Regions from separate parts of the Homo sapiens genome. Here all the other regions are linked to region 4. Evidence: chromatin contacts called from ENCODE Hi-C or POLR2A ChIA-PET data. All regions are on one chromosome and are shown on one strand. The core of a region is the stretch at or near the end of the contact, and the rest is flanking DNA. Distances in the headings are between cores, read along the strand shown. Region 1 holds the start of OST4 (oligosaccharyltransferase complex subunit 4, non-catalytic). Region 2 overlaps BABAM2 (BRISC and BRCA1 A complex member 2). Region 3 holds the start of ABHD1 (abhydrolase domain containing 1). Region 4 holds the start of SUPT7L (SPT7 like, STAGA complex subunit gamma).

What was found. Hi-C counts contacts between places; a loop is a spot of excess contacts on that map. ChIA-PET counts read pairs that join two places held with the same protein, here RNA polymerase II (POLR2A). Pooled maps may share reads with other maps.
Region 1: a pooled map shows a loop between it and region 4 (7-fold over the local background). The contact joins the promoter of OST4 here to the promoter of SUPT7L in region 4. A Hi-C loop is called at or near these places in 7 of 50 pooled maps. POLR2A ChIA-PET finds 5 or more read pairs at or near these places in 2 of 52 experiments (HCT116 and HEK293T).
Region 2: a pooled map shows a loop between it and region 4 (3-fold over the local background). The contact joins the enhancer-like site here to the promoter of SUPT7L in region 4. A Hi-C loop is called at or near these places in 1 of 50 pooled maps. POLR2A ChIA-PET finds 5 or more read pairs at or near these places in 2 of 52 experiments (A673 and HepG2).
Region 3: a loop to region 4 is called in a map of naive thymus-derived CD4-positive, alpha-beta T cell, with 28 times the contacts of the local background. The contact joins the promoter of ABHD1 here to the promoter of SUPT7L in region 4. A Hi-C loop is called at or near these places in 1 of 168 maps with a recorded cell type or tissue (naive thymus-derived CD4-positive, alpha-beta T cell) and 7 of 50 pooled maps. POLR2A ChIA-PET finds 5 or more read pairs at or near these places in 1 of 52 experiments (GM12878).

What each region holds. Positions count from the first base shown.
Region 1 is chr2:27,069,820-27,076,424 of GRCh38, forward strand. It overlaps OST4 (oligosaccharyltransferase complex subunit 4, non-catalytic), which reads right to left and starts at 1,835. Exons shown (of 3, transcript NM_001134693.2): 1 at 1,782-1,835; 2 at 1,507-1,644; 3 at 653-902. The coding sequence starts at 1,643. The coding sequence ends at 1,530. It overlaps AGBL5 (AGBL carboxypeptidase 5), which reads left to right. Exons shown (of 15, transcript NM_021831.6): 15 at 273-799. The coding sequence ends at 444. RefSeq lists enhancers at 1,314-1,553, 2,984-3,043 and a silencer at 1,604-2,303.
Region 2 is chr2:28,273,807-28,281,160 of GRCh38, forward strand. The region is part of intron 10 of BABAM2 (BRISC and BRCA1 A complex member 2); the gene reads left to right. LOC124907745 (a long non-coding RNA gene) reads right to left here. Exons shown (of 2, transcript XR_007086254.1): 1 at 1-7,354. Among named protein-coding and RNA genes, the nearest start is that of BABAM2-AS2, 33 kb to the right of the region's middle. RefSeq lists enhancers at 922-1,031, 1,630-2,829. Within about 2 kb of position 1,270, at least 17 of the 41 ENCODE cell types and tissues checked have a DNase peak (open chromatin) inside an H3K27ac peak, as active enhancers do; they include A673, where a contact is called at or near this core.
Region 3 is chr2:27,121,273-27,127,752 of GRCh38, forward strand. It overlaps ABHD1 (abhydrolase domain containing 1), which reads left to right and starts at 2,543. Exons shown (of 9, transcript NM_032604.4): 1 at 2,543-2,790. The coding sequence starts at 2,677. RefSeq lists silencers at 2,388-2,467, 2,488-2,627.
Region 4 is chr2:27,662,247-27,669,495 of GRCh38, forward strand. SUPT7L (SPT7 like, STAGA complex subunit gamma) reads right to left here and starts at 1,368. Exons shown (of 6, transcript NM_014860.3): 1 at 1,083-1,368; 2 at 1-35. It overlaps SLC4A1AP (solute carrier family 4 member 1 adaptor protein), which reads left to right and starts at 1,643. Exons shown (of 14, transcript NM_018158.3): 1 at 1,643-2,331; 2 at 2,854-3,049; 3 at 5,022-5,144; 4 at 6,597-6,657; 5 at 7,002-7,141. The coding sequence starts at 1,669.

The sequences.
Region 1 (6,605 bases), core at 585-3,084, 590 kb before region 4:
AATGTACTTCCATTAAGAATCTAGTCCCTGATTTTTTTTTCCCCCACCATGGCCAAGTCTTCAATCCAAAGCAAAAGAAAACAACTTTTAGTCAGGGCCTAAGGTCTAGGAGCTGGCTGGTTCCAGCGTCAAACCACTGTGCAGTAACCAACTTGCCCATCCTTACCCATCTTCATCTCGCTCCACTTCTTTCACTTCCCAGCCCCTGGTTAGCAGAACAGAAGAGGAGGAGAGTTTTCACAGCCCTGATTCCTCTCTCTTTTCTGTTGCAGGCTGCCTCAGGCCAGGCCCCCACGGCCCCGCTCTGCCCCTGCCTTTTCTCCTATATCCTGTAGTCTATCTGACTCCCCATCCTGGAATTGTTACAGCAGGGGTCCCTTGGGCCAACCTGAGGTTTGTTTTGTCCCTAAATCTCCCCCACTGACTGTTTCTCCCCGGGTCTGATAATGCCTTTATGTTCAAGCCCAGGATATAGCCCCAAGATGGGGTAACAGTGGGAAATATGCTAGTTCCCCTCCAGGCCGCTGATTCCATGTGACAGCCGTTAAGTCCTTGGAATGCCAGCCACGCTGTCCAAGGCATTACAGAGTATCACCTTGAGACAGAACAAAACAGGGACCTGCCACCCCTTCCCTCCCTCCGCAGCACAAGATTTTGGGACCACAAAAAAAAGTCTATATTTTTATATTGGGGGGAGGGAGTAGAAAAGCAAGCCCCTATACTGGGCCCTATTCAGTGGCAGCTTCTTGTTCCATAGGATTAAGGAAGACTCTGAGGAAATAAAAGTTGTTTGGAAAAATCCAGGTGTAGTTGCTTTGTATGTTGTGATGGGTAGAAGGGATGAAGTGAAGTGTGAAGGCCCCTCATACCCTCCATCTTGCCTCAGACTATGTCCTGGAACCCTAGAAAAGAGGGGGAAAGACCTGAGGTAAGGAAAATGCTGCAGCTTTCCTCTGGGGAATCCTTCAGGAAGTAACGCCCATCCATGTTCCCTTTATACTTGTGACCCACACTTAAGGCTGGCTCCAAAGCCCCCCCTTCCTTCTCTATAGTTTGGGTCAGCAGCCAACCCCTGGCCTCAGAACATGGAAACAGAATTCTACATCTGTCACCCCCCTCACCAAAAAAAATCTGCCCAAATAAGGCCTAAACAACCTGGGGAAAATGAGGGCTATTTAAGAGCCCAAATCCTCATACTTGGATGGTTCCCTCGGTACCTTCGTTCCTACCGGTGTCAGTGCCTCCTTACAACTATACTCCCAACTTGGGCATCTACCTACTGGAGACTGTGAGGGTTAGGCAACCCACTCCCATTCTAGCAGGGAACAGGTTACGGGGAGAGGACAGCGCGCTCTCTCTCTACTCTGTGCAGACAAAGGGGCCCAGTTCTGGACTGTATCATGCTTGGCCCGACACTTTCTGATTGTAAGTTTCGAACCCTGCTAGCCCTGGCGCGGCCTCGCCACTCAGCTCTGGGGACTGGGCGCTACAGCCCCGGGCCGTTACCTGGGGCGGAGAAAGCGCCACTTTCATTCCTGCTTCTTGGGATTGTTGACGGCCACGTAGTGATAGAGAACGACAAGCAAGAAGAGCGACACGCCCAGCATGTTGGCGAAGATGGCGAGCTGCACGTCCGTGATCATCCTGCGGAGAAGAGAGGGGCTGAGCTGCGGGCTGGCGCACTCCTCGCCCTCGCAAGAACCCGTCCTCGCCCCACGGGCCAGCCACGGCCACGGCCACGGCGGGGCTGGCCCGTGGGACGGCCCCTGCGTGCCTCTGACCTGACCAGTCCGGCTCGGCTCCGACGCCACCAGCGAACAAGCCCGAAGTCAGAGACCTGGACCGGAACTTCGTAGCGCCAGCTCAGGCCCGAACAAGCCGCTTCCGGCGGGGGGCGCGGTCGGGACGGCCTCTCTAGCCCCGCCGTCTCGTCGGCTCCGCGCGGCGCGTTACGGCCGCGGCTGGGGCGGGGCCTCGGGCGCGGCTGCGGTGGGAGGTCCAGCCGTAGGGGGTGGGGCGGGGCTGCGGACGCGCGCCTGGGCCCGGCACCGCACAGCTGGCTGCAGCTGGCGTGGCTCGGGACGCGGCTAGCGAAGCCGTGGTGGCCGCCTCCCCGGAGCCGAGGAGTGGGCTGGGGCGAGGGTGCAGCGGCGGGGCCGGCGGGATACTCCAACCCCCTTCCGGCCCCGGCCCTCAGTACTGCTGCCCACCCTTCGCTTCCCGGCCCGGCCCAACCAGGTGCTTCCTTTGGGTCCTGCCCTCAGTGCCCTCTCCCTGGCCCGGACGGCGGGGACAGGGGTAGGAGGCGTTGTAGAATGGGGACAGGGCTGGTGCTGCCGGGTGCTCCTTTCTCCGGCGCCATCCTTTGTGACCCACATGCAACCAAGTAGAACCATCCTGCCTTTTGTGATCTGACCAGGTTCTGTCTTAGCCGGGCTCCCTCCCTCCACCCTACCCCCCGGAGGTGGGCGTCGGAAATAGGGCGGACCCTCCCGGAATCAAAACCCAAACCGTGGGACTTCGGCCAAGTGGGAAATCACCCCCCGGATGTGGGGGAGGGAGAAGGGGAGGAATGGAGAAGAGGAGGAAGGGCTGGGACAAGCAAGAGGGGTCCTGGGTTCAGGACAGATTAGGTCGCCGAAGAGAACGAAGAGCGGTGGCTGCGGGTAGCCGAGGGTCTCTGGCGAGGGGAGAGGCACCCTGGAACTCTCCAAGCCTCTGCCCAAGCCAGAGCTTTCTCCCCCCTCACTCCATGCTTTCTCTCAGCTTCACCATAAAAGGGAACGGCACTGAGCCAGGCCGGGGCCGGGGGCTGGGCTGTTGCTCTGGAGCTGTCAGGGGTAATGGAAGCCAGTTGCTTTGCGGTAGAGGGGGGCCAGGGCTCAGGGGAGGCCTCTGCTTCTCGGAGCCAAAGAAAACTCTACAGGAGATGCTATGGGCTTGGGACAGGGGACCAGTTTCCCGCCTGTGTGCACTGAGCTGGGGATGCACTATCCCAAAGTAGCCTTCCCGGGCCTGGGACCATCAACAGCTTGTCACCCAAGGGCTTCAGCCCCGTGGCTTCTAAACATAATCCCTGCCTTTAGTAGTCTGTAGTTCCCGTGGCCTCCCCGCACCTCACCACCAGCCCCCACTCAATATTTCCCAGAAGCTTGATATTTAGAAAGCCGAGTCCCCTCCACACAACACTGGTGAAACCCCAGACAGGTACTCCCTTATGCATCCCTCAGTAAGCGGTCTGTTTCCAGCTCCTCTCTGGGAGAGTAAGGGTCTAGGTCTTAAGGATTACACGTCATTATGCTTCATGTCTCCTGGAAATTTGAAGCAGATCCAAGTCCAACCAAACACTTAGGTCTACTGTTGAATCAGAACTAGCCCTCCCTTTTAAAAATAAGCTCTACCTTTAGGCCAGCCCTGGAAGTTAAACTTTCTAGACTGAAAATGACAGGAAAGCAAGCCTTGAAAGTGCTTAAAACCAATTGACCCAGGTGCATAGTATCCTAGACTATCAGAGCCGAAAGGGGCCTTCAAAATCATCTTATGAAGAAAGAAACTGGCCAGGCATGGTGGCTCATACCTGTAATCCTGACATTTTGGGAAGCCAAGGCGGGAGGATCACCTGAGGTCAGGAGTTCGAGACCAGCCTGGCCAATATAGTGAAACCCCATCTCTACTAAAAATACAAAACTTAGCTGGTGGTGCATGCCTGTAATCCCAGCTACTCAGGAGGCTGAGGCAGGAGACTTGCATGAACCCAGGAGGCGGAGGTTGCAGTGAGCCAAGATTGTACCATTGCACTCCAGCCTGGGCAACAGAGAGAGACCCTGTCTCAGGGAAAAAAAAAAAAAAAAAAAAAAGGAAGGAAACTGAGGCCCAGAAGGTAAAATTTCACCAAGTTTCTAGAAACTGGTGAAAGAGCAGTGTCACCTCTTCCTCCTACCTCCACTCCATGTTCCAGGTCAAACTGTGGACTCAGTAGGTTGTCCTAGGGTTAGGCACAAGAAGGAAAGGATTTATTTTAGGACCACCCAGAAATTCATTCACCTCACAGAACTTCCTGTGCCTAGGTCAGTGGGTCTTTATCAGCTTTGGATGGGTCATTTGGCCCAGTGCCTGGAAGAACTGAAACAAAAAACAGTCTATGAGACTGAACTAGACTTAACTAAGAACTGACAAATCTCGAACCAAGCTTGGATAAAAAAACTACGTGGGAAGTGAGACAGGCACAGCCTCATCCTGGGGGGATTTGGGAGGATGTGGAGGGAAATGACTGGGGGGCACTTGTGGAGCTCAATCTCTGTGATTAGTGTGACATTTTCAAGGAAAGGACATGAGGCCAGGATTAGGCTCAGGAGTGAGAAAGCAACAAGACCTGGGAGAAGGGGAACTGGGTTCAGGGAGGTCGGCTACTAAAGTATTAAACCTGGAGGAAGAGCTGAAAGGAAAAGTAAAGTGCATCTCTTTGGAGAAAAGTGGGCTTTTGCTCAAGACTCCCCACAAACTTGAAGTCCCATGTGGATTGGCATGACCCAAGGCCCAAATCACTTTTTTTTTTTTTTTTTTGAGATGAGTCTCACTCTATCACCCAGTCTGGAGTGCAGTGATGCGATCTCAGCTCATTGTAACCTCTGCCTCTCAGGTTCAAGTGATTCTCCTGCCTCAGCCTCCTGGGTAGCTGGGATTACAGGAGTGTGCCACCACACCCGGGTAATTTTTGTATTTTTAGTAGAAACAGGATTTCACCATGCTGGCCAGGCTGGTCTCCAACTCCTGACCTCAAGTGATCCGCCTGCCTCGGCCTCCAAAAGTGCTGGGATTACAGGCGTGAGCCACTGTGCCAGGCCCCAAATCATATTATTCCCCCTTTTTCCCTCCCAATATTCAGTCCTCTGACAGAGAGGCTAGACATAAAATGCTCCTTATTGCTGGTGCCCACGGCTGTCCTGACCCTGGTCATGAACTCTTGCTCAGTCAGTGAAGCTGAATGAATGAGTTCATTGCCATGTAGGGCCAATTGGCACTAGATGCTTGGAAATTACCCACCTTGGAGAGGTTGTAAAATAGATCATGTCCTAGTGCCACCAGCAACTTAGCTTTCTGGGGGGTCAGGAACTCTTACCAATTGCTTTGGAAATTTATGGCTGCCTGCCAGTACCACCACCAGCATGTCACTGCCACCATCACCACTACCACTGCACTCTAACTTTAGGCTCCATTGCACCCTGCTTGCCCACTCAAGCCAGCAAGGGGAAGCATCCTCCCTGGTGAACTCAGAGCCACTGATATGTTTGTGATTTCACAAACATTCATGACAGCTCCTAGGTCTCGTCTCCTAATTACATAAAGGCAAATGAAATGCAACCTACTGCAACTATATTTCAAAGCCAACATTTTTCACTGGATACACTTAAATTATACAATAGATTTTTGAATTTCAGAGGGTAGGAGAGGGAATGGGTAACAATTGGGCAGTGACAAGATGGCTGGGGTGACTTTTCAGGTTGCCAGAGGCTTCCTAAGGGTGAAGAGAGGGAGAAGAGCAGAGAGAGAAAACCCATAGCAGCAGCTGGGGCAATCTGGAGGGGAAGTGGGTTGGCTTCCTGCCAGGGCCAGAGCCAGAGCCTAGAGACCAGGGACAAAGCTGCAACCTTCCACCGAAAACTTCTTTGAAATCGGGATCTCCTGTGAACATTTCCTTCAAATCTCCCTGTGTGCTGATCCCCAGGGCTCTAAGGGGCAACTACAAATTTCCATTTCTGTTTGTTCCAGCATTTACTTTCACCAACCACCACCCCCCTTTTTTTTTTCTGAATCAGTCTCACTCTGTTGCACAGGCTAGAGTGCAGTGGCGTGATCTTGGCTCACTGCAGCCTCCGCCTCCTGGGCTCAAGTGATTTTCGTGCCTCAGCCTCCTGAGTAGCTGGGATTACAGGCACACACCACCACACTGGCTAATTCTTGTATTTTTAGTAGAGACAGGCTTTCGCCATGTTGGCCAGGATGGTCTCGAACTCTTGACCTTATGGGATCCACCCACCACGGCCTCCCAAAGTGCTGGGATTACAGGCATGAGCCATCGTGCCTGGCCTAATTTTTGTATTTTTAGTAGAGATGGGGTTTCACCATTTGGCCGGGCTGGTCTCAAACTCCTGACCTCAAGTGCTCTTCCCACCTCAGCCACCCAAAGTGCTAGGATTACAGGCGTGAGGCACCACACCCCGCCTGACCCTGTCTTTTCACAAACATTTCTCTTAGCCATCAAGGTCACATTCTGGGTCATAGGACATCAGAGGCAAGATGGTTCAGAGTTACATTGATGATTTGATGGCATTCATTCTCATGGCTTCCACCTATTGCCCTGCACATGTTGGAAGAATCAGTGGCCCACCATTGCTAACAATCCTAGACACTGGTTTCCACTAGGATGTGTTACTCTCATCTTAAATTCAGTATCTTCAAACTACGATCACTTTTCTTTCCTCCAAACCTGCTCTCTTCCCGACTTCCCCATCCTGGCTCAAATGCTGGAATCTTCCCTCGTGTCTCCCTTCATCTGGTCCCTCATTACTCAGGCAGTCACCAAGCCTCATTACTCAGGCAGTCAC
Region 2 (7,354 bases), core at 20-2,519, 610 kb after region 4:
TTAGTCAGGAAACTGGGTTAACTTCTCAGCCTCACCACGCAGTGGCTCCGAGATTCAGCTTCCTCGTCTGTGAAATGAGATTGACACTTACCCTGCCTAGCTCATGGAGGTTTGTGAGGATTAAATCACATGAAAGCAAAGGGGAAGGCGTCATGTGCTATAGAAATGCAAGGTGTTACTCATTCCTGTGTTTGCCACTCCCGTGCCTTCACCCTTGCTTATAACCTGTCACCTCCAGGACTAGCTCACTGGCCAGCTGGTTTGTCTGTGGCTCTTGGGCCTTGCCACCACATTAATCATTTCAAGACACCACCTTTATCTGGCGGCCTTCCCCAGTAGACAGGCTCACCTTCCCCATCCAGCTTTCTCTCCCACTCAGCCTTGGCCTCTTTGTTGACCCTTCTTGCTTTTTCTCCTTGACCTCCTCATCTTTCTTGCACCATTTCTTAAAAGCTGTCTTCAGCTTCACTGTCTAACCGAGCACTCCCACCTGAATAACACTTGATCCAAATAACGTAATTATGAGATCTGTTATCTTGAATGGTTCCTTAATTGTCATATGTATTTGCTTCATTATTCTGCTTAATTTGCTTACTGAGGTCCAGGACTAAATCTAAACCATGTTTTGTTTTGTTTTTTGAGACAGAATCTCATTCTGTTGTCAGGACCAGAATGCAGTGGTGCGATCTTGGCTCACTGCAGCCTTAACCTCCTAGACTCAGGCAATCCTCCCACCTCAACCCCCTATGCCAGTAGCTGGGACTACAGGTGCACCCACCATGCCCAGCTAATTTTTTGTGTTTTTAGTAGAGACAGGGTTTTGCCATGTTGCCCAGGCTTCTAAACCATGTTTTAACTCTTTGTTATGCACAGCGCCTGGCCCGGTGTTAGGCACTAGACAAGAGCTCAGTAACCACTTGCTGAAATGGGAGAGCTGAGTGGTCAGAGCACCTTGAAGTCTGTGTAGCACTTGCATGTACAGTGTCCCTTTTCATCGTCACAGCCCTGAGAGGTAAATGGTGTGACTCTTCCCATTTTGCAAATGAGAAAAGAGAAACTTAGGAGAGGTTATGTAACATCAACTTTGTGGGCTGAGGCTGAGTGAAGACCTCGCAGAAGAGACCAGACCCAGCATGCTCCAGTAGCTCCACTGCAGGGGGTGGCTGCTTACGAGGACAGAGAGCAGAATTCAGACGACTCCAGCTGACCTACTTGGTGCAAGTCAAGTGAATACTAGTCGGGAGGGATTAGATGACTCAGCCTCTGCCTTCGTTGGAGTCAGGAAGTAGGCTTTGCAGTCCATTTCCTGGGGAATTTTCAGATGGACCAGTGATTTCATTTTCCTCTTCTAAAGCACCCCCATGCACAGGGAAAGGTTGTTCACGTGGCCATTTGGATGAAGCCAACGGATCTGATGTCTTAAAGGAGAAGCTGAAACAGCAGTGGAAACTTTCTAGGCCTGTTGGTATTAGTAATTTCATTCCTGGCCAAACATGAATGAGAAATCCTTCTAGTCCACTTTGACTGAGGCTAGAGTGTGGATTAACAGTGCTTTGATATTTCAGTATTGCTGCCCAGGTTGTGAAGGTATAAGCCTCATGCAGGTCACCTGCTCTTGCCTCCATTGTACCTATTGCCTAACTGGGATAGGCCTGGGGTGGGGCTGCTGAGAGCTGACAATGCCAGGCCAGGAAAGGCAAGCTAAAGACCAGCAGGCAGGCCTCGGGGTTGGAAAGCTACACAGTAAACGGGTGGAGTACCAAAGCTTAGTTGTGTGTCTAGAGAATTCAGGGTGTGGTGAGTGATCAGCTCCTGGAAGAGCAAAGATTAGTATTTAATACATATGCATTTATTAGCGTGGCTGGGTCTCTCGTCAAAAATGTCATAATTTCACAGATCAGGATTTTAAAGCAAATAGAATTATTGATATATATCTCTTCCAACAGCCAATAAACATCCCGCAGAGAGGACAGCTTACGCATGGGCTCACACAAAGAAAATTGCAGAGTCTTTGCTTAAGCTACAGCCTGAAATATTAAAATTCTGATTTTCATGCGCTGTTAGAAATAGTTTTCAAAGAATTCCTTCCTCCAGCCCCATCACAACCCCTGCCCATGTGAGAGGTTAGGAGTAAATCATATGTTTTTTAAAACATTTGCTGAAACCTCCTCCCTTTTCCAAGTCTACCAAATTTTTATCTCAAAAAAAAAAAAAAGAAAGAAAGAAAAAAATGGGACTAATATGACAACAAGATTTTTACCTTCACAGTAAATAGTACAATTTAGCTGAGTAACTTGTGGAAGCTTGTTAGGTTGAAGTGACTCACTTGCGTAGATGAAGTTATTTTTAGAGATGTAATTTGTACTGTTTAGAAAAGAATAAAGAGATGGTAAAAGGCTAGATCGCTCATTATAGTTTACAGAGCTCATGAACCCAGCATCCATGCAAAAGATGACTAAGCAAGGGGTCGGTTGGTACTTTCTCTCAGAATTTTACAGATGTGAGTCATCCACTTTAGTCTGCAGACACAGCACCGAGATACCTGTGACTCAGCTCTCATTTAGAAAAAGCCCTAGAATTCAATTCTGATACACTTTTATAGTTAAGTAGTGAGGAAATTACATACTGAAGCAAAATATGCCTTTGTAACGCGCAGCCGTGGGATGTTTTTAGCAAAGACTGATTTATCTTCATCTCTGGCCTTTGAAAGAATCGACCTGTGATCCACGCTGGGTAACGTGCCCATTGAGCCTGCTGGTACACATCACAGTGCCCACCTTCTTCGTGTTTGGCTCACAACCCAAGTACTAAATTGTCCTCAATAGAAATCTCAGCCTCACCCTTTCTACACTTGGATGCCCCAGCACTAAGGCCCACTTCCTTTAACCAAATACATGTACATATATGTGTTCGTATATATGAAAATCTTCTGCCTAAAATATTAAAATTCTAGTTTTCATAAGCTGGCAGAAATAGCTTGCAAAGGCTTCATCTCCTTCACTCTTTACGTATGTTAGGGGTTAGAAGGAATAAAATCATGTTTTCCTACAGTATTCTCATATTTTTAGTAAACCCTGCACAAAACATACATACAGATGATGAGCATTATCTTTACACATTAGCAGACGGCAGAGTGAGCCCATGTTCTCTGTGCAGGGCCATTGCTTTGTTCTGAGGCGCAGGGCTCTGCTGGCCTAGTGACCCTCCCCGTGCAGCCTCATGCTTGGCTATCTCCCTCGTCACTGACACACACTGATGACATAGCCTGTTTGGAGTTAAGCCTCAGAACGTAACCTGTCCATTTATTCATTTATTTTTAGACAGAGTCTGGCTCCATCGCCCAGGCTGGAGTGCAGTGGGGCGACCTCGGCTCACTGCAACCTCTGCCTCCTGGGTTCAAGCGATTCTCCTGCCTCAGCTTCCCGAGTAGCTGGGACTACAGGTGCCCGCCACCACACCTAGCTAATTTTTGTATTTTTAGTGCAGACAGGTTTCACCATGTTGGCCAGGCTGGTCTCAAACTCCTGACCTCAAGTGATCCTCCAGCCTCATCCTCCCAAAGTGCTGGGATTACAGACGTGAGCCACTGTTCCCGGCCCATAATCTGTCCTTTTAAATATATGGAAAGTGGTCCCTTGTAGTTTGCAGACACATCAATAGATTATTCATAACCAACAAAGGATTTTGTTTATTATATTTGCCAAAGAAACATGGACATGGTTGCAAAAGCAAATACTTCACAAAGATGTATAATGAAAAGCAAGAGTACCCCGCCCCATGCCTGCCCTTTCACAGCTGCTTTTAACCACTTCTGGTGCTTCACGGTTGCCTCCGTAACCAGCTGACTGTTTTGTTCCTCACCTGCTATGTCTGTAGCACTATTACCAAGAGCGTTCGGGCATGCAGAGGTTAAAGTCTGGTCCTATTGTTAAGGAGAAAAGCCTTGTGTACCTTCAAGTCAACTCAGCAAACATTTGAGTATCTACTATGGACCAACGTCTAGGTTAAGCCATGTGGTCACAGAAATGGATAGCTACACTAAGGAGTTTGTACTCGGGTAAGGGAGACAGGCATGCAAACACTGCGTGGAAAATGCCATAATACATGTGTAGAAACCCCCTCAGAAGGGTTTTACACATATGTCCTAGAGCTCAGTCTTGGAAGTGCAATTAGAAATCTGGTAGGTAGATAAAGAGGAAAGGATGTCCAAGGCAGAGAGAACAGTGTATTCGTGGGCTGATGCAATCCATTCCAAATATTGGGAATAATTCATAAAATCTGATTTTTAGGATAAGTGAGTTAAGGAAATAATGTGGAGATGAGACAGGAAAGAAATGCACCTAGTTATAAAGACCCTTTTATATACACCGTTCAAAATATATCCTATTACTGATGGAAAGCTTTGGGAGTATTTTGAACAGGGATGTGGCATTTTCTCTATTATACTGTAAGTCCAATGGCAGAGGGGAGGATGAATTCAAGTGGAAGAAGCTGGGGTTTGATAAACCACTTGGGAAACTGGTTCAGGAAAGATAATATGAGGTACTGAAACAGTGGGAATAGGGAGGAAGAGGAAAGGAGAGATTCTAGAAATACTTCAGAGTAGAATCAAAAGGACTTGGTGAACACTCAGATTTTGGAGGTGAGGGAGAGGGAGGAATTGCAGATTACTGTATAACTCCTAGCTAGGGTAGCTAAGGAAAGAGTGGAAATTTTAAGAGTACCAGAATCTGGAGGAAAGTGAGTGAGTTTGAATATATTGAGTTTGAGGTGTTTATGTGATAAGCAGATGGAGATATTCAGTAAGTAGCCAAAATTGTGAGACTAAAGTGGTGGCAGTAGAAGCCACAGAGCTGGTAGAATTCCCACAGGATGAATCTGTGATATGAGGGGACTGAAAACAGATCTGGGAAAGGCCAGCAGCTGGCGATGGGCTGAAGATTCCTGATGGAGACCAATCAGCAGCAGAGGGGTGAGATGAGAACCAGGAGAGAGGGCACCACGAAGGCAGCAGAGGACCGGATCTGGGGAGGTGCAGGTGACAAGGGAGAGGAGCATGAAAAGCATTTGCTTCAGTAATGATGGTGCCCATTGATGGTGTAGAAAAAGAAACACTCATGCCTTAGAGTAGGCGGAAGCCAGATGTGAATGGGCCACAGAATTCATTCACAGTGAAGGTGAGCCCGTCCTCTTTTGAGAATTTGGGGAATTAAAAGAAGAGTAAATGGGCAATAGCTAGTAGGGATGATAGTCAAGAGGCTGCTTTACAGGATGAGAGAACCTTCAGCATGATGAGAAGGAGCCGGTGGAAGAGAGGTTGGAATTCCTTGGTATGGAGTTCGGCTTCCTCTGAGCAAAGAGGTTCTGCTGCCTGAGTGGCCCCTTGGAGCCACTGAGGAGTTTGCCTTTTGCTTTCTCTGCCACCACCAGGTGAATAGGCGGCTTGGGAGGTGAAGCCTAGAGTTACCCTTGGACCTGAGGTTTCGTCAGCCGGAAACCTCCAGGCAGTTCAGCAGTGATGCACATCAGCAAAGCAGGGCCATCCATCTTGTGAGCTGCTTTTTGTTATCTCCACTTTGATTATCTCCTAAATAAAAATGGCACAGTATGAAACAAAATAAAGCCTGAGTAGGAGCCAGTCAGTCCTTCCTCCAAATCCCAGCAGCCTTTCGTGCAGCCTCCTGTTTTAGCATTTCTCATACTATATTGGGATTATTTTGTTTACTGACTTTCCCAAATGATGAGCCCTCTGAGGCAGAGTTCATTTTTGCTTCATCTCGAAATCCCCAACTTCTGTATTCAAACTCCTTACCCCTTACCATAAGGGTTAGTGCAGACAGGGCAGCTCAAAGGCTTTTTTTTTTTTTTTTTTTTTTGAGATGGAGTTTCACTCTTGTTACCCAGGCTGGAGTGCAATGGCATGATCTCAGCTCACCGCTACCTCTGCCTCCTGGATTCAAGCGATTCTCCTGCCTCAGCCTCCCGAGTAGCTGGGATTTACAGGCATGCGCCACCACGCCTGGCTAATTTTGTATTTTTAGTAGAGATGGGGTTTCTCCATGTTGGTTAGGCTGATCCGAAGCTCCTGACCTCAGGTGATCTGCCTGCCTTGGCCTCTCCCAAAGTGCTGGGATTACAGGCATGAGCCACCACGCCCGGCAGAGGCTTTTTAAGTAAATGTAAAAACTCACATACCTTTTCTTATTTGACTTATAAGAACGCATTTGGTCCTAGTCTCATATCAAATCATAACTAATTTTTTTTTTTTTTGAGACGGAGTCTTGATCTGTTGCCCAGGCTAGAATGCAATGGTTTGAACACAGCTCACTGCAGCCTTGACCTCCTGGGCTCAAGCAGTCCTCCCATCTCAGCCTCTCAAGCAGCTGGGACTACAGGCACAGGCCACCACACTCAGCACATTTTTTTTTATTTTTTGTAGAGATGGGATCTTGCCATGTTGCCCAGGCTAGTCTCAAATTCCCTGGGCTCAAGCAATCCTGCTTTAGCCTCCCAAAGTGCTGGGATTACAGGTGTGAGCCACTGAGCCCAGCCTCATAACTGATTTTTAAGTATTTAAAAATCCCACAGGTCATTCTTTAACATGCTAAAAGTTGCTCTAACTCTCAGTGGTCTAGAGTCCCATGGTCAAGAATACTCATGGTCACCTTCTTTGAGTTTCAGACAAACAACTCTCTTTTTGTACAAGTCTTAAACTGCTCTGCTCTTTAAACCAAATACATACACACATACACAGATATAGTTAGATACAGATGTGTGTGCATATAAAAATATGACACTCCTTAGTAAAATATTCCTCTAGACCTGGGGTTCACACATCCCTCCTCCTGATCCGTGCTGGTGCCTACTCAGGCACTACTTTGCAGATTTCTCTTCTATGAGCTAAGGTTTTTCTGAGCTAAGGTCAAGCGGTGACTTAGCAAGTTGAACGTGTAATGAACCAAACCTGTTTTTCCATGGAACCAATAATAATTAATCTAGAATGAGCCATTTGGCCTCCAGAAACAAAGAGATTTCCATCACAGAGTGTTGGTGAGGGGTCATGAGTAAGGCGGGGGGGCAGTGAGAGCAGCTGTTTTATTGTGAGAGTAGCAGGCAGGCTGAATGAGAAGGGGTTAGCTGTTGAGTCCACATCAGGCTCTGCTGCAGTGTGGCCAGGGTTAAGGTACTTTATTTTAAAGCCCTTTGGAACTTTCCTTTCTCTTTTATTTCCAATCTGATTTTTTTCATCTGTCCTTAAATGCTCTGTGTATATGAACTTCAACTTCTTTATTCAATCCCTAGTCTTTTAACCTGAGCTTGATGGGCTATACCACACCTTAGAAGGAAAGGCTAC
Region 3 (6,480 bases), core at 1,293-3,792, 540 kb before region 4:
TGATATTTCAGTCTTGACTTCTAGTCTCCAGAAGTGTGAGACAATAAATCTCTGTTGTTTAAGACAGTCCCCAACCTTTTTGGCACCAGGGACCAGTTTCAGAGAAGACAATCTTTTTTTTTTTTTCTTTTTTTTTTCTTTTTTTGTATTTTTTTAGTAGGGACGAGGTTTCACCATGTTGGCCAGCCTGGTCTCGAACTCCTGACCTCAGGTGATCCGCCTGCCTTGAACTCTCAAAGCATTGGGCGTTACAGGCGTGAGCCACGTGCCCAGCCTCAGAGAAGACAATCTTTCCACAGATCAGAAGGGTTGGGGGTGAGGGTGATGGTTTTGGGATGAAACTTCCACCTCAGATCAACAGGCATTAGATTCTAATAAGGAGCACGCAACCTAGATCCTTCTTGTGTGCAGTTCACATAGGGTTTGCGCTCCTATGAGAATCTAATTCCACTGCTGATCTCAGGCAGTAATGCTTGCTCATCCTGCTCACCTTCTGCTATGCCACCTGGTTCCTACCAGGTCATGGACCAGTACCAATTTGCAGCCCAGGGGGTTGGGGACCCCTGGTTTAAGACACCCAGTTTGTAGTGCTTTCTTACAGCAAACTGCCAACTAATACACCACCTAAATGCTGATGATTGCCAATTCTCCACCTCCAATCTCTAAGCCCCAGGCCACTTCAGGCATTGAATATCCTACTAATTTGTGCCTGAGTTTTAATTTATAAAGGTGGCTGAGTGAGGACATGAAGAGGTCACTGCTATTGAAAGAAAAGCTTAATGTTATTTGCAGTTCCCCTAGAAACAAAAGGCACGGTCACAGGGGGAAGTGCCAGTGTCACTCAGGAGGCAGAAAGAAGCGAAGGGAAGGTACAGGCCTTTATTGGGGTTTACTTCTCCCAGTAAGGCAGGAGAAGCAGTTTGGGACTGGCTAGTTTGAATAATTCCAGAGTGCTCTGGGGCACAGGGACAGGTCCTGGTTACCTGGTCCTGGGTTGATTTAGGGCAGGGGAGATACTGGCTTGGAATGTGAAAGTTAGAGAAAGGAAGTGCTCAGAGTGTGAGCTCTGGATTGTAGGGGAGATGTAAACAACCTTGGCCATTAGGTTGGCCCTGTGATTTATGGATGCCAAATAGACAAATACAGAACCTAAGGAAACACAGTTAAAACACCTACCAGCACCCCAACTTCTACATGTCTGTGTCTAAATGCATCATCTTCCTCTTCAAACCTTCCTCTCCTCTGTTTCCCTGTCCCAGGGATGGACACTTTATATCTGTGCAGTCAGAAACCTGGAGGTCATCCATGTTCCTCCTTCTTCCCCTGCCTCCAATCTACTACCAGGTCCTATCAATTCTGCCACTGATCTTGAAGATCTTCACTCCTCTCCTGGGTATCCTCCAGTCCGGGCATCTTTTGAGCCTGGCGTTCTGTTAGCAGCCTCCCAGTGGCCTCTCTGCTTCTACTTTCCTCCTCCTCCAATCTATTCTCCAAGCAACTGAATGATTCTCCTAAAACATAACTCATGTCACCCTTCCCTTCTTAAAACCCCTGGATGGCTTTCCTCTGACCCTAGGATAAACTGCAGCAATTATGTGGTCCTTGACCACCCACATGCTCCAGCCACACCAACTTTCTTTGTTCCCTTAAGACATCCTTCACCTCCAGGCTTTTGCCTTTGCTGCCCCCTCTGCTAGAACACCCTCGCGTGAAGTCCGGGCACCTCCGCAGTGCTCCCATGGCAGCTGGTACTTCTCTTGTGTGGACCATGTTAAGCCCTGATGACTTGTGGACCTCCTAGAAGCTTTACGGTGTATTGATACCTAGGCTCCTCTCCAGACTAACTGTATCGGGGGTAGGGCCTGGGCACTGGTAGTTTTAAAAATCCTAGATGATTCCGATCTGCAGTCAAGGTTGAAAGCCACTACTCTTAGTAGACGACCTCCTATATTTCAATGAAGACACGGACAGTAACATGGGGGGTCTGTATCAAGTGCCTGGTACAGGGCGGGTGGTGAGCAAATTATCTACTGTACGAGGACTGTGTGGCAGGGACTGTATGAGACAATGCAGAGTGACACTGCAGGAAGGTGCATGTGTTGCAATGCCACCACTGAGCAGCTGAAAGCTTTGTGACAGTGTGGGGTGTCACAGTCGGACAGTGACTGGTGAGGGTCACTGTGAATGGCTGTAGTGTGTGACAGAGCAGAATGTCACTGCAGGAGTAGCTGTGTCCTGTGCGTGACTGACTGCGAGCGCCTAAGGGACTCTGGCCAGGCTGCTGGACTCGGGGCGTCGCCGGGGAAGAGTTTAAGGGAGCTGGAGATGCCCCGCACCAAGATGGCAGCTGGGGGAGGCCGCTTGTCTCGGGCTGCACAGCCAAGAACCGCGGAGGGGAAGAAGGCAGGGGAGGGCGGGAGGCCATTCGCAGGTCACTCGGGTTAGATCCGCGCGAGGCACTAGGCGACCAGCCACCCAGCCCCGCGACCAACTAGCGCCGCCTCTCGCCGCCCATCCCGGGGCACCGGCGGTGGGCGGGGCCAGCAGCGCAAACTGCCTGCAGCGGGGACCGGACCTGCACAGGCCGCCTATGGCGGGCGGCGGGTGGGACCGCGAGTTACAGCCGGCCAACTGGGGCCAGCCAGGAGCCTGAGGGTCGGAAGCCCCCAACACAAGATGCTGAGCTCCTTCCTGAGCCCCCAGAATGGCACCTGGGCAGACACCTTCTCTCTGCTCTTGGCTCTTGCCGTTGCCCTCTACTTGGGCTACTACTGGGCATGTGTGCTTCAGGTGGGTGCGGGTCCACCGCTCTGGCCAGCGGGTTTGGGTGTAGGGGGCAGCTTCCAGACACGGGCTTGGGCCCTTGGTGGGAACTGGGATGGTTGGGCTTCCCCACAGGTGAAATTTGCTACCACCGAATGGAGAGTCGGCTCTGCCTCTCTAGTGCCTCTGCATCCCATGTGATCCCCATGCCAGCTGGGCCTTTTGGGTACCGGAGGGTGCTGCTCCCTATAATGTGGACAAGCATTTGGGGAAAGGTGGGGTGGAAGGCATCCTGAGGTATCAGAGATGTGCACACTTTGCGTTCCTTTTTAGGTGGTTTAGCTGAGTCTTTCAGCTGCACTGAAGGAAGGAACCAGAGGTCTGTGGGTCATGGCTAACTCCCAATACCACCCACCCCCCAAATAGCTTAGTAGGACCTCCCTTCCCTTAAGGGCTGGCTGAGGTCAGAACTGGCCTAGCTCAGAACTGATGGATGACCCCAACTGTCCTTGCTCATTCAGCCGTTTTATGTTCCAGGCTCTCCATATAGTGAGTGTGATGAGAAAGTTTGAAGAGGTTGATTTTGATGAATTTGGAGACTTTTCTCACTGAAATTTAGATATATACATAATTTACATATCCAGGAAAAGCCAAATCTCTTCATCTTCATTAAACTCTGTTCTAGGTAGCTGAGTCTAACAAGACACCTACTGGTTCGAGTCCTTTAAAAAGGTCTATAGGAGACTTTAGTGTTACCTAGACTTTTCCATATTTTCAGAGCTTTCTACATTAGCATATATTGTTTACTAAATGTCTTCCTTAGGGCCGGGTGTGGTGGCTCACGCCTGTAATCCCAACACTTTGGGAGGCAGAGGCGGGAGGATCGCCTGAGGTCGGGAGTTCGAGAGCAGCCTGACCAACATGAAGAAACCCCATCTCTACTAAAAATACAAAAATTAGCCAGGCATGGTGGCACATGCCTATAATCCCAGCTACTCGGGAGCCTGAGGCAGGAGAATCACTTGAACCTGGGAGGCGGAGGTTGCAATGAGCCTCGTGCCATTGCACTCCAGCCTGAGCAACAAGAGTGAAACTCCGTCTCAAAAAAAAAAAAAAAAGTCTTCCTTAATAAAACAGTTAAAAACTCCAAGCCTCACAATACTCTGTAGGCCTCACTTTATACATCAGATTTGGAAGGTCACTTCAGAACAAAACTGCCCCTAAGGAAACACTTTCCTTTACTTGCAACTAGCTGCACAGAAATCTGGGCCCCTGCTGCTTTATAGACTAAACCCTTTATAAGCTAACGAATACTGGTTAAAATGCAGGAAAAGTGCCATTCTGGAGGCCCTCTAGATACGGTGTTTGGATTGGCCAGCACTGTAATGGATCTATACTGATTTAAGCATAGCAACCAGTGCCATATTGTAATACTAATTCATTCTCAGGAGGGAGTCAAGAAACATTTTCTTGAGTTAAAATCAAATTAACCCACATAAATCAAACCTGTGAACAAATTTATAAGTCTTGTTCCACACTACTGGGCCGTTTGACCAAGGAATTAATAAACTGATAGTAACTCAGCCGAGCACAGTGGCTCATGCCTGTAATCCCAGCATTTTGGGAGGCTGAGGCGGGCGAATCACTTGATGTCAGGAGTTCGAGACCCGCCTGGCCAACATGGTGAAACCCCTATCTCTACTAAAAATACAAAAATTAGTTGGGTGTGGTGACGCAAGCCTGTCATCCCAGCCACTCAGGAGGCTGAGGCAGGAGAATCGCTTGAACCCAGGAGGCGGAGGTTGCGGTGAGCTGAGATGGCACCACTGCACTCCAGCCTGGGTGTCAGAGCAAAACTCCGTCTCAAAAAAAAAAAAAAAAAAAGGATAGCAACTCAAAATCTTGGCAATTAGGAGGCAATACCCGACAGTGACTAGACAGCGCAGGCTCTAGAGTCAGACAGACCTGGGTTTGAATCTCCTGCTCTGCCACTAACTAGCTCTGGCAAGCTTCTGGCCCTTGACAAGTTATTCAGCATTCAAATCCGTTCACATAGGGGGATCACAGAACCTATTTCATGGAACTGTTATGAAAATCACAAGACAAAATTTGTGTGAAGTGCTTAGCAGAATGCCTGGAGCTTAATGAGAACTCAACAAATCTTACCTACAAGTACTGGTGGTAATGTCATAGTTAATAATTTTGTTTTGCCTCTTGCTTGCTGTGTAACTGGACAAACCACTTAATCTCTGTCAGTCATAACTTCTTCACTTATAAAATATCTCATAAGTTTGGGCTTAGCCCAGTGCCTTCACACGACTGACAGCTGTCGTAATTCCAGGGCTTAAGGACTAGGGTCCAAAGTCACATCTCCCAACAGTTGCACTATCGACTTGGCATCTCTACCATTTGCCCCTGTAGACTATAGGAACTGTACTGGAGATAGAAATCTGGTCCTCATGTTCCTTAGGGCCCACTGCGGATATGCAGTTTCTATTCTTGAACCTATGGCATACTCCTCCTTCACATGCCTTCCACGTGGCTAGGCTCTCTCATTCACTTGATGTCTGTCCAGAACACAGCAGAGAAGCTGAAAGTCAGGGCTTAGTGCCCACTGACCTCATCTGTCCCTGTTATTTCATCCTTGTCACCTTCCCCCTAGCTGGCATGAAGGAAGAAAAAAATCGATTCACATTAGGGCTGTTCTTCCTTTAGAGCACAATCTAACAGCAGGGGCCCCACAAGTAAGAGAAGATAAGGTCCCCGGTAGAAAGAAGCCCCTTAGGCCAGACGCAGTGGCTTACACCTGTAATCCCAGCACTTTGGGAGGCCGAGGTGGGCGGATCACGAGGTCAGGAGATCGAGACCATCCTGGCTAACACAGTGAAACCCCATCTTTACTAAAAATACAAAAAAAAAAAAAAAAATTAGCCAGGTGTGGTGGCGGGCACATGTAGTCCCAGCTACTCGGGAGGCTGAGGCAGGAGAATCGTGTGAACCCGGGAGGCAGAGATCTTGCAGTGAGCCGAGATCACGCCACTGCACTCTAGCCTGGGCGACAGAGTGAAACTGTGTCTCAAAAAAACCCCTTGGCAGTGAGCAAGAACATTAGAGAATAGGAATATACAGATGAAGTGGTGCTAAAATCAGGAGCCAGAGTGGCCAGAGTCAGTCTTAGGAAGAAGACAGTGTAGCTTCATCTTTTTTTTTTTTTTTTTTTTTTTTTTAAGACGGTGTTGCTGGGCACAGTGGCTCACGCCTGTAATCCCAGCACTTTGGGAGGCCGAGGCGGGCGGATCATGAGGTCAGGAGATCGAGACCATCCTGGCTAACACAGTGAAACCCCGTCTCTACTGAAAGTACAAAAAATTAGCCAGGCGTGGTGGCGGGCGCCTGTAGTCCCAGCTACTTGGGAGGCTGAGGCAGGAGAATGGCGTGAACCCGGGAGGTGGAGCTTGCAGTGAGCCGAGATTGCGCCACTGCACTCCAGCCTGGGCAACAGAGCGAGACTCTGTCTCAAAAAAAAAAAAAAAAAAGAAAAAAAAAAGATGGTGTCTCGCTCTATCACCAGGCTGGAGTGCAGTGGCACAACCTCGGCTCACTGCAACCTCTGCCTCCCGGGTTCAAGTGATTCTCCTGCCTCAGCCTCCCGAGTAACTGAGACTACAGGTGCTCACCACCATGCCTGGCTAATTTTTGTACTTTTAGTAGAATCGG
Region 4 (7,249 bases), core at 118-2,617:
TGTCGGTCAAAGACTGATAATGTGAGATCCTTGCCCTGAAGTGAGGAAGAGAAACAGAAGCAGAATATTTCAATATGAAACATGGTAAGTACTGTTCTAGAGGTATATGGACCTGGGGTACTGGAAGCACAAAGGAGGAGCTTCCTGGGTGAAATGACTACCTTTGTTCTAACAACATTATACTACTCAGTTTCTTGAGAATGCTGTACATTTCCACAATTGACACTTTCAGCTGTGAACTCTGCCAGAAATGCTCTGCCAACCTTGCACATCCCTGGCAGACTCATATTCATTTTTAAGTACAGCATAAGTCCCCACCGTCCGTCACTTCACCAGTGCATCTCCCTTTCTCTATTCTCACAGTGCTTTGCAAGTCTATGTCACAGCAGTTATCCTTGGATTTTAATTAGTACTTATCGCAATAGATTTTTTCTGCCCGTCTATTTCTTATGGCTGTGGTCTTGTTACAGGGCCAGGCACACAGAAATATCTGGCATTTGTTGAATGTTTACTATATGCCAGACTTCACCTTTTTTGTTTGTTTCTTTTTTGAGACAGGGTTTCACTCTGTAGCCCAGGCTGGAGTGCAGTGGTGCAGTCATGGTTCACTGCAGCCTCAACCTCCTGGGACCAAGCAATCCTCCCACCTCAGCCTCTGGAGTAGCTGGGACTACAGGCGCGCACCATCAAACCTGGATTTTTTCTTTTTTTTTTTTTTTTTTGGCGAGACAGGGTCTCGCCATGTTGCCCAGCCTCCTCTGGAACTCCTGGGCTCAAGCAATCCTCCCGCCTCAGCCTCCCAAAATGTTGGGATTACAGGCATGAGCCACCGGTCTGGCTGGCCTTTATTGTTTGATTCAATTCTTCCAACAACCCTATGAGGCTAATAATCTTATCCCCATTTTTCAGAGTGAGGGCTGAGGCCTAGTGTCTTGCCCAATGTCACAAATGGCGAGGTCAAAAATCGACAGTCTCCAGAGTCTGCTCTCTTAACCACTTAACTATTCTGCCTTAATAATTTCAGAAAAAAAATAAATGAATGAACGAAATAACAAAAAAGTCGCCCTCTTCCCTTACTTTACCGAAAGGAGCACGAAGAACAGGCACGGAGCCCAAGGAATGCCCAAGTCCCTCCAGGGGTTTCCTCGGTCACGGTCCGCCGGCGCAGGCGCCAATCACAGGGTCCTGAGGTCGCCTGACGTTCAGGGCAGCCGGAAGACGGGGAGGTCTGGACCTGAACCGAGACAAGGAGGTACCACACTATTCACTGCTGCGTCGCAGAGCGGGCTGGGCGGCTGTCTGGACCTCGAGAGGCCTGAGGCAAGGATCGCGTCAGACCCCGAAAGCTGGTTTGTTGATTAGTGATCTAAGACCGCCGGAAGCGCTTCTTCTCAATCAAGCTATGCAACAGGAAGTCATTACGATCCCGTTGTAACCTCTAAATATGTCCCCGTTCTGCACAGCATCCCGATAACCGTTTTGTTTTTCTCATATTATGACCTTCTCATGTTAGCACCACTTCGCAACGCTCCAGGTCGTGAAGGAGCAACTTCACCATCGCCGCCTACAGACGCCACTGGGAGCTTGGGAGAGTGGGACGTGGACAGGAACGTAAAGACCGAAGGGTGGGTTTCGAAGGAGCGGATTTCGAAGTTGCACCGGTTGAGGATGGCTGACATTCTCTCTCAGTCAGAGACCCTGGCGTCGCAAGACCTCAGTGGGGACTTCAAGAAGCCAGCTCTGCCGGTGTCCCCAGCGGCGCGGAGTAAGGCCCCGGCCAGCAGTTCTTCAAACCCTGAGGAGGTACAGAAGGAAGGGCCCACTGCGTTGCAGGACTCCAATTCTGGGGAGCCCGACATCCCTCCTCCTCAGCCGGACTGCGGTGATTTTAGGAGTCTACAGGAGGAGCAGTCGCGCCCCCCGACAGCGGTTTCTTCCCCTGGCGGTCCAGCCCGGGCTCCCCCCTACCAAGAGCCTCCATGGGGTGGCCCTGCCACAGCCCCCTACAGCTTAGAGACCCTGAAGGGCGGCACTATCCTTGGCACCCGTAGCTTGAAAGGGACGAGTTACTGCCTTTTCGGGAGGCTGTCTGGCTGCGACGTGTGCCTGGAGCACCCTTCGGTGTCTCGGTACCACGCAGTGCTGCAGCACAGGGCGTCCGGCCCTGACGGAGAATGCGACAGCAACGGGCCGGGCTTCTACCTCTACGATCTGGGAAGCACCCATGGCACTTTTCTCAACAAAACTCGCATCCCACCTCGCACCTACTGTCGAGTCCACGTTGGGCATGTTGTTCGCTTTGGAGGCAGCACCCGGCTCTTTATCCTGCAGGTAGGTAGAAAAACCTAGAATTGAAATTTCGGGTTCATTGGACTGCGTTCTTGTGCTTCTTAAGCTTTGGATGAGGAAGAAGAATCTCCCACTCAGCGATTACGAAAGTGAAGGAATCAAGTCTGGCCTATCATCTTCAGACGGCTGTACACATTGCTATATTTCTGAAAGTCATGTTCACAATCCCGAACTCTAAAATAACTTGTTTGGCCAGGCGCGGTGGCTCGCGCCTGTAATCCCAACACTTTGGGAGGCCCAGGCGGGAGGATCGCTTTAGCCCAGGAGTTTGAGAGGAGGCTGGGCAACATGGCAAGACCCTGTCTCTTAAAAAAAAAAAAAAAAATTAGCCAGGCATCATGGTCCCAGCTGCTCAGGAGGCTGAGGTGGGAGGATCACCTGAGCCCAGGAGGTCAAGGCTGCAGTGAGGTGTATTACAGCCACTGCACTCCAGTCCAGCCTAGGCGACAGAGCAAGACCCTGTCTCTAAATAAATAAATAACCTTTTTTTCCTTGGTTCATCAGGGACCAGAGGAAGACCGAGAGGCAGAATCCGAGTTAACAGTAACACAGTTGAAGGAATTGCGCAAGCAGCAGCAAATATTGTTGGAGAAGAAGATGCTAGGAGAAGACTCAGATGAAGAAGAGGAAATGGATACCTCTGAAAGGAAGATAAATGCTGGTAGCCAAGATGATGAGATGGGTTGCACCTGGGGAATGGGTAAGAAATTAAAATTGCTGCCGGAGGTTAATATTTTAAGTTCATTACAAGTGGTACCCTTAAATGTTTTTTTAAATCATACAGCTTTTCATGGCTCCTTGAGATAGATAGGGCAAACACAATTTGCACATGAGGTAACCAAAACCCAGAGAGATTCACTGACTTTACTGTTGTAAAGAAATTGACTTATAGGCACTTTGGATTTTTTAAAAATTTATTTTTAATGCACTCTCTTGTTCAAAACTTGTCCTAAGCATAAAATTATTATTTTTACAATTCTAAAATTTTATATTTATTAAGTACTGACCTTGTGCTATGTGATTATCATTGGAGGGGATGGAACTCTATTCAATCAAATAAATGGGATGTTATTCAATATAGGATATTCTCTTGAATTTTTTGTACTTTGTGAAGATATCCTGAAATGTGGAATATCTAATCAGATAAAGCTGGTCCCTTAGCCAAAATAATAAACTTTCTTTAACACCAGATATTTTAGAAAATGGATATTCAGGAGATGGGAGTATAAAAAGGTAGAAGATGGCATTAATATATAGTTGGGAAGATAGGAAAAATTATGAAATTACTTGTGCTAAGTGCCAAACAAAAGCTAGAAACCATAAGTATGCTAGAGTGAAAGTTTGGAGAAGAGAGAACAGTCACTGGGGACTTAGACCTGTGTTGTCTGATATGGTAGCCACTAGCCACATGTGGTTACTGAGCACTTGCAGTGTGGCTAGTTGCAATTGATGTGTGCTGTAAATGCAAAATACACACTGAATTTCAAAGACTTAGTCTGAAAAAAAGAATGTAAAATATCTCTTTCATGATATTTTTATATTGATGACATGTTGAAATGACAATAATTTTACCTGTTTCCTTTTAATTTTTTAATGTGGCTAATAGAAAATTTAAGATGACGCATACAGCTGTCATTATATTTCTGTTGGACAGCACTGACTTAGATCTTTGGGAAACTTAATTTTTTTTATTTTAGTAGAGATGGGGTTTCACCATATTGGCCAGGCTGGTCTTGAACTCCTGACCTTGTGATCCACCCCCCACCCCCCCCCCCCACCCCGCCCCCCGGCCTCCCAAAGTGTAGAGATTACAGGCGTGAGCGATCGCACTCCACAGGGAAGCTTTATGAGCATAAGGATTTTGAGCTGGAACTTGAAGGAAAGGAAAAGCCTTATGAAGCTGAGTATTGGGATTGGTATTCAGGGTAGGAATTGATGATTTTAAGGAAGTTGTGAGTAGACCAGTCTATTTGGCAGATATAAGAAGTATTAGGAAATTATATTGGGAACGAAAGTTAGATATGAGTGTGAGAGAACAAGAATGCCAGGCTGAGGAGCTCAAATTTTTTTTCCACAATGTGGTAGGTAATTTTACTTTTAAAATATAATGATGGAGAAAAAAAAATTAAGGTGCCATGAAAACAAGTTTTGACTTGTCACACAATTTAGAAAACCTGAATATGCTCATACTAGTGGTTTTGTGGTGGTTGTTCCACCCCCTGTCCCTGCAAGTATTTATTATTTTTCATCACAGATAAACTATATATATATATATATTTTTTTTTTTTTGGGAGACGGTCTCACTGTGTTGCTTGGGTTGGAGTGCAGGTAGCGCGATCTTGGCTCACTACAACTTCTTCCTCCCAGGTTCAAGCAATTCTCCTGCCTCAGCCTCCCAAGTAGCTGGGATTACAGACACCCGCCACTGTGCCCAGCTAATTTTTTTTGTATTTTTAGTAGAGATGGGGTTTCACCATGTTGGCCAAGCTGGTCTTGAACTCCTGACCTTGTGATCCACCTGCCTTGGCCTCCCAAAGTGCTGGGATTACAGGCATGAGCCACTGCGCCCAGCCTAAACTATATCTTTATGCAGCCTGAGAGAATAGTGGGTATCATTCAAATAGTCTCTTCTCATGTCTGATTATCTTTTCTTTCTTTTCCATATCCTGTAGGAGAAGATGCAGTAGAGGATGATGCTGAAGAGAACCCTATTGTCTTAGAGTTTCAGCAGGAAAGGGAGGCCTTTTATATAAAGGATCCCAAAAAGGCTCTCCAAGGCTTTTTTGACCGAGAAGGTATGTAAACAGATTCTGACCCTACCACTAAAACATATCCAGAGCAGTGTGGTTTTCTAGAGCTTCATGTTGAGCTTTATACTAAGATATGCTATAATTTTATTGCTGTCCTTCTTGTTCACTTTTTACTCTTGTGGTCAGTTGCTTTAGGTTTATTTTGAAAATTATTCCTCATTAGTATGGCAGAGGGGAAAAAAATCATAAAAATCTTGTTAGTCTTTCTTCTTATCTTAAAAAAAGGAAGTACTTTTTCCTGACTCATCTCATTCTTCTCAAAAGATCCTGGACTTTGGTGGTGGGGAAATTGAGCCAACTTCCTGTAGTTTTTTAATTCCGAATTCACCTGATCTTTTGTAATTCCTAACATAGGTTTTGATTTTATATTATATGATTTAAAATTTTTTTTCCATAGAGGATTGTTTTGGTAGGAATACTTTGAGAGAATATCTATGTATATGTATGTATATCTGTATATATTTTATATGTATATATAAATAATATATGAAATAGCTGTGCACTTAATATCTGTGCTTCTAAAAACCAGGCAACTGTGTTAAAATAACCACTAAAGTCTACAACTTATAAAAGTGAAACATACTATACAGTGAACAGAGCTATGTATGGAGAATTGGTTACTTTGATCTGAGTTTGTTTTTTTCTCTGCCTCAGACTTACTCTAATTTTATTATCAGACAATAATCCCTAGGAATGAGAAGTGAAATGCATTGAAATTTATTATTCAGTGTGGTATGGGAACTTGTTCTTTTTTTTTTTTTGAGACGGAGTCTCGCTCTGTTGCCCAGGCTGGAGTGCAGTGGTGCGATCTCGCCTCACTGCAAGCTCCGCCTTCCGGATTCACGCCATTCTCCTGCGTCAGCCTCCCGAGTAGCTGGGACTACAGGCGCCCGCCACCACGCCCGGCTAATTTTTTTTGTATTTTTAGTAGAGACGGGGTTTCACTGTGTTAGCCAGAATGGTCTCGATCTCCTGACCTCGTGATCCTCCCATCTCGGCCATCCAAAGTGCTGGGATTACAAGCGTGAGCCACCGCGCCCAGCCAGAACTTGTTCTTTTTTTGAGACAGGGTCTCACTCTGTCGCCCAGGCCGGAGTGCAATGGCGCAATCTTGGCTCACTGCAACCTTGACCTCCTGGGTTTAAGCTATGCTCCGGCCTTAGCCCCCGTAGTAGCTGGGACAAAAGTCACGTACCATCATGCCCGGCTAATTTCTGTATTTTTTGTACAGATGGGGTTTTGCCATGTTGCACAGACTGGTTTCGCGCTCCTTAACTCAAGCTGTCATCCCGCCTCAGCCTCCCAAAGTGTTAGGATTACAGGCGTGAGCCACTGCTAGGAACTTGTTCGTATTTAACGTTTGTTCTCATTTATCATTGTATCAACTAGTAATTTTTGGATTCTATTAAAATTGTTTTGTCTGTCTTTCTCCCACAGGAGAAGAATTAGAATATGAATTTGATGAACAGGGACATAGCACTTGGCTCTGCAGGGTGAGGTATGCTCTTTTCTTATTAATGTTCTTTTCTGGAAAATGGCCAATTTCAGGTTTAATGTATGGTTATAGATAACAACCCAAAGAGTAACTTTCATCTAAGTTTAAGCTATTTCTAAATTTGAGCCTTTATCGTTTAGTAACCCTTATATTATTGGAGAGTGGGGTGGGATGGGTAAGAAATAGAAAGAAAATATTTTAAATCCAACATTGGAAAGATAGAACAAGATGGATTCAAAGACTGAAAGGCCATCTAAAAAAAAAATGACTATTATCATAGCATAGTAGTTGTTTTCTTGAGAATTGGAGCTTAATGCTGTGCTATAATTCCCACCAAATCAATGAAGATTACCTGTGGACGATTCAACTGGAAAACAACTGGTGGCTGAGGCCATTCACTCAGGAAAGAAAAAAGAAGCAATGATCCAGTGCTCATTGGAAGCTTGTCGGATTCTTGACACTTTGGGATTGCTTCGGCAGGAAGCAGGTCAGTATATAGGAGCCCTTTTTTTCTAGATTTAAAAAAAGGAAAACTCAACACAAACGCTAATAAAACTTCTTTATGGGGGGAAAATGTAAATTGTACAAAATTTTT